2 separate regions of the Homo sapiens genome follow, and region 2 is linked to region 1. A link is a loop called in an ENCODE intact Hi-C map of the cell type or tissue named here. Cell type or tissue: heart right ventricle. All regions are shown on one strand.

What was found. A loop is a pair of places that touch in the nucleus more often than their neighbours do. Peaks named below come from ENCODE experiments on the same cell type or tissue, not always from the same donor. Only the 100,000 strongest peaks of a DNase experiment are listed, where the experiment ranks them.
Region 2: a loop joins it to region 1, with 4 times the contacts of the local background. A loop is called at or near these places in 22 of 110 quality-filtered maps.

The regions. Positions count from the first base shown.
Region 1 is chr11:75,020,565-75,025,564 of GRCh38, forward strand. It overlaps a transcript of NEU3 not described here. Among named protein-coding and RNA genes, the nearest start is that of NEU3, 34 kb to the left of the region's middle. In heart right ventricle, CTCF peaks have their summits at 2,503 (motif pointing right) and 2,709; a DNase peak (open chromatin) is centred at 2,497; H3K27ac peaks cover 1,240 bases.
Region 2 is chr11:75,202,671-75,207,670 of GRCh38, forward strand. SLCO2B1 (solute carrier organic anion transporter family member 2B1) reads left to right here. Exons shown (of 14, transcript NM_007256.5): 12 at 231-295; 13 at 637-757; 14 at 1,730-3,879. The coding sequence ends at 1,910. TPBGL-AS1 (TPBGL antisense RNA 1) reads right to left here. Exons shown (of 6, transcript XR_950308.4): 6 at 3,368-5,000. Among named protein-coding and RNA genes, the nearest start is that of TPBGL-AS1, 20 kb to the right of the region's middle. RefSeq lists an enhancer at 290-1,156. In heart right ventricle, CTCF peaks have their summits at 2,455 (motif pointing left) and 2,662; a DNase peak (open chromatin) is centred at 2,451.

The sequences.
Region 1 (5,000 bases):
CTGCTGCTATCCATGTAAGACGTGACTTGCTCCTCCTTGTCTTCCACCATTATTGTGAGGCTTCCTTAGCCACGTGGAACTGTAAGTCAATTAAACCTCTTTCTTTTGTAAATTGCCCAGTCTCGGGTATGTCTTTATCAGTAGCATGAAAACGGACTAATACAACTAATACACCACTCTCATGTCTGGGCAGGGCCAGTGGGCCTGGGAGGCAGAGTCTGTCAGTGGGACTGGGGCAATAAGGGGTCTCTCTTGTGTCTGAAGGAACCACAGTGACCCACTCAGGGGGCCTAGAGGCAGTGAAGGCTGTGGGCCTGCCACATCTTGTCAAGACTGCTCAAGCAAGTCCTCACTGCTCCTCCAGCTCCCTGCCACCCTCCAATCCATTCTCCCACATAATGGCTCCTTCGCCAGAAGGATGAAGACTTTATGTGGGTGTTCAGGGCCTGATCTCTCTACCCCATCTCCACAACAGTCCTCCATACACAGCCCAATGTTCCTGAACAGGTCACAGTATTTATGCCTCTGTGTACACCTTGCTTTGTCTGAAATGCTCTTTCTCCTTCTTTGATAGAATTCCTCCTTTTCCTCTCAGGATCTAGCTTAAATGTGCCATTCACGGGGGAGCCTGCCCTAACCCCAGATCAGGTAGGCCCCACTTCTGGCCTTCCACTGTGCCCCTTCTAACGTTGCACTGCCCATTCTGTGTGGAATGTTCTGTTGCTATATATGGCTCCTTTTCTAGACTGTGAGCTCCTCAAGGACAAGGACCACATCTGATCCTTTCTGTGTTCCCAGTGCCCAGCCTAGGGTCTGGCAGAGAGTATGGGCCCCACAGAGCTTGTTGAATTAGTGTGTATGTAAGTGAAAATGATAGGGTGGGCAGTTGTGGGTAAGTGGCGAGTGGCAAGTAGGTTTGTCCCCAAGCCTGAGAGGGTCACCTGAATTGGGTACAGAGTTGAGAACTCATCATTTTGGTCTCTTTTACCAAATGAGATTGGGTCTGAATTTGATTAGGACATGTTATCTGTAAGACTGCCTGGGGCTAGCAAGACAAAAGTCTAAAATCTGAGGTATCTGTAAGGAGTAGTCAGAGGAGACCATGGGCCCTGCACAGCTCTGTCCAAGGCTTGGAAACAACTTCAGGTGGATAGGTATGGATAATAATACCGTAGTCAGTCCTTCCCATGTGGGAGTGAGGCTCCCAGCGAACAGTCCCACAAATCCCAGAACAGTCCCTCTAGTGAGTCAGAGATCTGGGTAATATGGAAGTCCTCAGATTGTCTGCTCCTCCACCCTTCTGGAATCACACTTTCCCTCAGTTTCTTAAGATGTTGCAAGTCATCGGCCGGGTGCGGTGGCTCACGCCTGTAATCCCAGCACTTTGGGAAGCTGAGGCGGGTGGATCATGACGTCAGGAGTTCAAGACCAGCCTGGCTAAGATGGTGAAACCCCTCTCTACTAAAAATACAAAAAATTAGCCAGGCGTGGTGGCGGGTGCCTATAATCCCAGCTACTTGGGAGGCTGAGGCAGGAGAATTGCTTGAACTCGGAGGGCAGAGGCTGCAGGCAGCTGAGATCACGCCACTGCACTCCAGCCTGGGCAACACAGTGAGATTCCATCTCAAGAAAAAAAAAAAAAAAGATTTTGCAGGTCATCATCCTATATTCTGGGCGAAGCATAGAGTCTTTCCCAAGAGCCTGAGAGTTCCTGGGAGCTTATATTCTGATCACCTCTCACTCTTAATTCCTGCTGCTATTGCATTCTTGTGACTGTGACTGAGTTGTTTTGCTCCAGGCTCTGATGCTGCCCTTGCTGCCTCTTTCCCCAAAGCACCAGGTGCAAGCATGTGCACGTAACAGACTTTCCTTCAAGAGTTGAGGGTAAGGAAGTGAGTTATAGCACAATGCAGAGCCGAAAGGCAGAGCAGGAATCATTACCTGCTTTGTACAAAAGAGGAAACCAAAGCTTAGATATTAACCAGGTGACTTGACTAAAGCTATACAGCAAGTTAGTGACAGAACTAGGCCTGGAATGAGCTCTCCTGATCCAGACTCTAGAGTCAGCATTTCACGGTTCTGAACATCTGGAATCCAAAGAGCTGTCCAGGTTTAGGTTAAGAACAGTTCCACACACACAGAAAGACGGTCCTGGGTGGCAGGCAGTGAAAGAAACCTGGGGAGCTGGGGATCTCTATGAGCGTGGCTCACCTCCCCCTCTGTCTCCTGGAGCTGACCCTTGCTCATATCCTGCGGGAACAAGACCCAGGTGGATCAAAACTTTATTGAGGCCCTGCTCAAGACAGGCACAGTAGTGCAGTAGGTTTAATCTTCACTATGGTTCTGCAAGGCTGGCAACATTATTCCCCATTTTAGTTGAGAAAACAGTCTCCAAGAGTGGAAGTGACTTGCTCAAGGTCATACAGATAGTCAGGCCTGGCTCTGAGCCTGAGGACTCCCAGTCCCCGACTCTGCTGCAAGCTCCATGGCATTGCCAACATTGACCACCAGGTGGCAATCTCCCCCAACTCCCTGCAGGCCACAAGCACCCTGGAATTTTAAGCAGTAATGCCTATGGTTGGTGGCAGAACAGCAGTCTCTGCCTGGATTTTCAAAACTGCCCTGAGGCAGTTTTATAACTCTTTTGTCCCAAGGGGAAATTGATGTCCAAGAGGGATGGTGGCTTTACAGAGGAGGAAGTTCTATGTGTGTGTGCGTGTGAGCATGAGATCTGCTTCTGGTTCCAAGGCTGGTGAATTCTGCTGACCTATTGTTAGCTGGGAGTTGGTGGGCATGACTTTCCTGGCACGATGTTCAGTTTCTCCTCTGTGCCTGCTGTTGCCAAGCCTCACTCAGAGATGGGCAGCCGAGTTTTCCTTGGACTCCCATCAGAGGCCCAGGGCCCAACCTCTTGTTTAGGTGGGGTCAGACTTACCTGGTCTGAGGCCATCTGAACAGCCCTGTGGATCCTTCCCCTATTTTAATCTGTGTGCTTCTTTGTATGGAGCCATGGAAACTCCTATGATCTTCCATGCCTGCCTACAGCCAGGAAACACTGGGAGAGAGTCCTGTGCATTCTTCCTGCAGTACTCACCATGTTCCCTTCAGGCTCTGCTGGATGGACCAGACCCTCTCAGCAGGCTTCCCGCCACTGGATACCCCTTTACCTCTGTGCTGCTCAGTGGCAGTCCCAGGGTGGGCCTGTGAGTTCTCGGCACAGCAAACTTTCTGCCCAGATGCCAGGGTGAGGCTCCCTTTCTGGCAGGCACGCCCAGCTTCTATGCAGGGCTTGGGCACATTCTCCATTCCCCATCATGGCAGTGACTCTCAGCACAAACACCGCAGTGTTCACAAGGCCACCCCAACTTCTCCCCCCTTCCCTCCTATGTCCTCTCTTTGTGTGTGTGTGCACGTGTACGCTCCTTCATGTCTCTCTTTACAGAGTGTGGTCTTAGAGCCTCTTGTCCTCAGCTTTGGGCCTTCACTGCAATTCCACAAATCCAGAACTCAAGGAAAGTCCTGCTATACGTCCTGTCAGGTAAAGGTAGTGACAGCTCCCTTGCCAGATTCAGAGGAGAGTTCCTGGGAGTTTCCTGAACGCAGGGCTGTCGTTTGAGCTCTGTGTTCCGAGCACCCAGCACAGGGCCTGCATGGGACAGGCCCCAAGGGGAGGGAGGTGGTTCTCACATGAATGAAGGGCCCTGAACTAGAGCAAGTTAGCCTCTCAGAACACAATGAGTCCCCTTCTTCTGTAGGGCACCACACATCCCTCTGCAGAAACTGAGGGAAAGTGGAGAACAGAGCAAATAGTGATAAAGGCAAGCAGCACGCAGTCATTATGTCAACGTTTCTCAAGTTTCTCTCATGCATGTGCCTCCTCCATGATTTTTGCTAAATCCATGGATTCTTAATAATTTTCTTTAGCATATTTTATGAAAATACCTAATTCATGGTCTCCTAAGGAATAATATTCATGAAATCACTGGTTTGATTTATCTTTCCTAATATACATTAAATTATATACATACCTATTAAAAAATAGCAAAGACCACTGAAGTAGGTCATACCTACCACCAGTGAGATGTATACTGCACTTGGGTTATTTAGTTTTCACAAAACCCTATAAGGTCAATCATGCTTTTTCTGTCTTATAGGTGAAGAAATTGAAGGTCAGAGAATTGACTTGGCTGAGGTCACACAGTCTTCTGATCTTTGGCCTACAGCCTTTATAAAGATGGGAGAGGGGAAGGGAGGAGCAGGTGCTTGGGAGATGATGGGGGAGGGAGGCAGCTGCCACTGAAAAATGAAAGAAGATGGTGAAGATAGGGAGTGGGGGGCAGGACTCCATGTCAGAAAGGCAAATGACCTGAGTCCCAATGTCCTATGCACAGTAATGGCCATGAAAATAGCTGCAGATTTGCCTGCATTTGTATGACCAAGATTTATTGTGCCAGCAACTCCGGTAATTGGATGATGAAAGCACTGCAGCTGGGACTGTTGGCTGGAGATTAATTATTAGAGAGAGGAGGTAGGATGGGGAGTAGCCTGGATGGTGCCCAGCTGTGGAGAGACTGGAACCCACTAGAAGAGCAGGCAGGCAGACCTCAGACATCTAGTGGACCCTCCTCCCCACTCAGCTAAGACCCAGGGAGGGAGGCAACTGGACTGGGCCAAGGCCACAGCCATTCCACAGCAAGGCAGGATGAGAGCTCTTCTCTGAGTGAAGTTGATTTTCCAGAAAAGATGGGCAGCTACAGCAGCAGGAAGGGCCTGCACTTGGAGTCTGAGACCAGAGGGGAAGCCTCAGCTTTGTCTCTTACTTGCTATGTGGCCTTAGGAAGGTGACTTAGCCTCTTCGAACCTCAGTTTTCCCAGCTGTACGATGGAGATGATGGCATTGACTTTACTAGGAAGTCATGAGGCTCCAAGATTATTGGGTCCTGTTTAGATCTAGGACCCACTCAGGGACAACTTTCATTCTCACCCCCTCTGCTCAGGTC
Region 2 (5,000 bases), 180 kb after region 1:
AGGACCCTGATGGTCAGTGGGTGTGTTGTCTTGTATATGGGACCAGGCTCTGCAGGTTGAAAAAGGATGGGGTACGTCCCTGAGCCCCCAGCCTAGATCATCAGATGGGAGAGAGGCTGGCTCTGGGTGGTGGGAGAGAAGGGCATAATAAGAACCCTTCAACGTTGATGCATGGCCCTTGGGGGCTGGAACCCCTCCAACCTCATGTTGCCCATGTCTCTGCTTGTTAGAGGAGTGAAGAAAGAAGACAAGACTTTGGCTGTGGGCATCCAGTTCATGTTCCTGAGGATTTTGGGTAAAGATCTTGCTTGGGACCATTGGTGGTGGTGATGGGGTCCAGATGCCCACTGTGTGCCAGGCCTGGGGCACAGGCATGAGCGGAATTCAATCCCTGATCTTAGGGCTCACAAGCTCATGGGGTGACAGACCTGGCCCAGCTCTCCTAGAGCGGGGTATAGAGGCAGAGTCTAGACAGCCCGTCAGGAAGCCACCTCGGATGCAGGGGTGGGGCGGGCTTGAGGGCCAGACAGCCAAGAGGCCCCAGTAACCCAGAGCCCCTGAGGGGTTGTACATGCCAGGGAGGGGGCAGGGTAGGACGGTGGGCCTTCATTGTCCCCTGAGCACCACCTCCCTCAGCCTGGATGCCCAGCCCCGTGATCCACGGCAGCGCCATCGACACCACCTGTGTGCACTGGGCCCTGAGCTGTGGGCGTCGAGCTGTCTGTCGCTACTACAATAATGACCTGCTCCGAAACCGGTGAGACCTGGTTTGATGGCTTGTGGGAAGGGTGCTGGAAATACTCTCAGAGTCCCAGGCAGGATACCAGCAGGGAGGGGAGGTTTCATTTAAGTCTACCTGCTAGGTGACAGGTGTCATTATATATTCAGTGCTGAGCTCACCAGTCCTTCAAGCTAAACACTGCCCCCCTCCTTTTATAGATGAGGAAAGTGACAGTTAAAGCAAGTAGCCCAAGGTCACACAGCTAATAACTTGCAGAGCTGGGCCTTGACCACAGAGTCTATGCAGGAACTTGGGGAGAAACAGAGGAGCAGCCATGCTGCGAGAGGGACTTGGGGTGAAGGGCTGGGGAGAAAGCCCTGTCTAGGACACAGGAGGCCTGGGTTTCAGGCCCAGCTCTGTCTCCCTCATCATGGGACTTATCTTGTCTGGGGCTCAGTCTTCCCATCTGTACAAAGGGGAACTCAAAGGAACCTGAAGGCACAGAGGCGGCTGGCCTGGGATGGATGTGGAGAGGACTTGCTAGCAGGGCTGGGGACAGGGAGCTGGTCACTTTCAGCTCTGAGGAGGTGAGGAGGGCACAGTTTCTGTGGGCTGGGACTGTCCACAGGGGGCTTCCTAGAAAAGGAAAAGTCAAACAAGGGCTTTGATAGTTAAACAGGGGAGAGGGAATCCGTTTGTTCTTGTGGCAGGTGGCGCAATATAAAATTGCACTTGTCAGGCCCCCTGAGCCCTTGGGCTCGGAGAGAGGCAGGGCCAGGCCAGGCCACAGAGCAGAGTCCAGGACAGGGCGATGAAGATGGCCAGGCCTCTGCTCCCACCCAGGGCTCCTCTGCAGAGCCTCTCCCCCTCCTCCAGGGAAGAGCCACAGCAGAGGTCAATGTCTCCCTGAGGCCTCAGTATCTCTGATTTCACAATGAGTGATGACTGCTGACGTCCATGCCCTGGCCTGGCAGCTCTTGAGTTCAAGGGTCCCCATTCTTTCCCCAGGTTCATCGGCCTCCAGTTCTTCTTCAAAACAGGTTCTGTGATCTGCTTCGCCTTAGTTTTGGCTGTCCTGAGGCAGCAGGACAAAGAGGCAAGGACCAAAGAGAGCAGATCCAGCCCTGCCGTAGAGCAGCAATTGCTAGTGTCGGGGCCAGGGAAGAAGCCAGAGGATTCCCGAGTGTGAGCTGTCTTGGGGCCCCACCTGGCCAAGAGTAGCAGCCACAGCAGTACCTCCTCTGAGTCCTTTGCCCAAGATTGGGTGTCAAGAGCCCTGTGTTCCATTCTGGCTCCTCCACTAAATTGCTGTGTGACTTCAGGCAAGACATTGATCCTCTCTCAGCCTTTGCTTGCTAGTCTGAACCAAAGAGTTGTTTGGGCATTTGCTGTGTTGGCCATTTCTGGAGCAAGAGGGTCTTCTTCCTCCTTCCCCCAGCCAGCCAGCTGTCCTGGGGCCAGGCTTTCCTGGGTGGAAAGAAGTATACCTTTCCCTGGGGCCCTAGGATAGCAAAGTGAGCCATAGTGGGCCAGGCTGCCCTCCATGCTGGGCCCCAGCCCAGGTCTGCACTCGCCTGGATCACCTTCTTTGAGCCTTAGCCATCTCCTGTCAGGTAGGAATGAACTTGCCAGCCTTCAGGCTCGTTCAGCTATGACCATCTGTGCGGTCAGGGTACACTCAGCTCTCCTCCCCAACTCCAGCAGCCTTTAAGAAGTGTCCCTTTGGCGCCCCCTGGAGGCAGAGCACTGAGCTGGACCCTGGGTAGACTCCCACAGGGAGGACGGAGCTGGCCTCAGGAGTGGGACACCCAGACTTGGCAGGGCCTTCAAGAGGCCTGTGTGGGGGCCCCAGGAATCCTTAGCTGAAGCGGGGAGACTCACTCTCCATCTCAGGAAATTCTAGCCCTTGCCCTCAGGGAGCCACGGTTGAGGGTGAGGCCCAACACCTGCCTTAGGGCCCTGGGTGGGCAAGTCTGGGCCCTGGGGTAGGGAGGGAGACTCAGGCCCACACTTGGGTATTTTCTAATTTCAGACAAACACACACTCAGCGCGCACTCACTGATTCCTACACATTGCCAAGATTTCACACATGTGACCAGGGGCCACCAAAGTCCCTGTGACCTTTGTGACTAGGATCCTAATTTCTCTATTTTCTCCTGGGTGCCTGGGTCTGTGTCACCTGGGGCAGTGTGGATAATGTTTAGTTCTGTGACACTGTTTTTTGGGGGTGGCACCTGGTTCTCCGATGCCTGGGCTGGTGTCAGGCCCAGGACTGTAGTGCTGGGAGCAGTAAAGCTCAGCTCTGTGTAATGAGTGATGCTATGGCTTGCTCGTGTCTTATGATCCAATCCTTTTCTACATCAGCCCTTGTTTTGTTTTATGGCTAGTCTTATCTGGCCTGGTTATTTCCTTGCGGGGAGGAGAGGGTTTGCTAATCTGCTCCCAGCCCAACCTATTACCACCCCACCTCGCTGGGACCTACTGCTCGGGAGGCAGCAGACAGGGAGCCACCAGCAGTGGCTTCCTGGCCCTGTGCTGGGGGTGGGGGGAAGCTGGGGGCACATGTGGCCCTTGCCTTCTGAGCAGCTCCCAGTGCCAGGGCTTTGAGACTTTCCCACATGATAAAAGAAAAGGGAGGTACAGAAGTTCCAATTCCCTTTTTATTTTGCTGGTTGGTATCTGTAAATGTTTAATAAATATCTGAGCATGTATCTATCAACGCCAAGAATTTCAAAGTCTCCTTCAACAATATGAGGCTTTTAGGATGTTTATATTCCTTCATCCCTCTTGTTTCCCAGGTTTTGCAGGGAAAAAAAGTCTGGAATTATAGATACAGCTTATTATTAAATTTGTTCTTGCATAATGTCTCTTCTATTACAAAAATTCTTTCTTCATAAACTGCATTAGAGGTTTGCAACAACCACATCATTTCCATTAACTTAGATTTAGGTTTTACTGGATTCATTGCTCACCATTATTGCTTGTATATTACATCTTTTCCAATCTTTATATTCTGGTCTAATTTTTGTTTGAGTGTCTTCGTCTACTAATGGTTTCAAAAATGGAATAAGGTCATGAGGATTTCTGAATCCTCACCTGTCCAAATTGTCATTCACATTTTATAGAAGAGGAAACTGGCTCAGAAAGCACAAGTGACTTCCCCAAGATCACACAGAAAATAAATGATGGAGCCAAGGTTGGATGTGTAGACCTTGTGGGAACTGAAGGTTTTATAATTTGAGGAGCCCTCTTTAAGAAAAATATACAAAATTATGAATATAAAATTAGGTACAAGGTACCTATATTTACCTATAATGAGAAAAGAAATCAAAACAGATACATCACACAATCCCCCCAAAATGCGTAATACTTTTATTAACTGCCCTGCTTAACCTCTGAGACACATTTTCTCCCCCTGATGATTAGAAGAATTTTCCACAGACTAGCTTCTGGCTCTGTACATTTCAAACCTGGTTTCTCCTGTTTCTTGTCTACTGCCCATATACTTCCTGGGCTGGGTGCCATGACACACATTCATATCACGATATGACCTCTGCATATGGCAACTTAATATCACCATGCCAAGTGAGCTGGGCAGTGGGTAGAATTCCTAGAAGCTATTCTCTACACAGAGATTACTAGCAATGATTTATCTATACACAGAGAACCACATAAATATTAATATATCCTCTGTTTCAGAAAACCACATAAACATATCCCAGTGAACCCAACTCAAATCAGTCCCCCACTCAGCTTCCCCTTGGTCAGATCCCAGAAGTGCCCATGGCCACTCCAATTATCCCACATAAAGGAAAATTGAAACACAAGGGAAGTTGGAGTGGGAAGAAAATAGTAATTTTGATTGTGGTTAAAGTATCTTACCTTTGCAAATTTTATAAAAATATGACAACGTGAACACATCGCTGAGGCCCTCCCTGGATCTGGGGAGAGTCCTGGATGCTCAAGCTGCATTCACATCACGGTGAGTCCGCCTCTTGGTTGAGCCAAGATCTGAAGGAAAAGACGAGGTCCTTGTGCCTAAAGTCTTCCAAACTGGACATGGTGAGGAGACTCAGGAGTTACCCAAGAGAGAAATGGGTCAAGAGCCAAGGGGTGGAGCAAGTCAGGGCCAGAGGGGTTTTCCAGGCCCTGTGGGGGTCCCAGGGAAGTCCTCTCCCCTAATATAGCCTCTGGTCAATGAAGAGCCACAAGCATTTGCATCTGCAAGCTTACTTTCTTACACTGTACCAGGAAGCTGGGAGGAGAAGACATTAAGTCT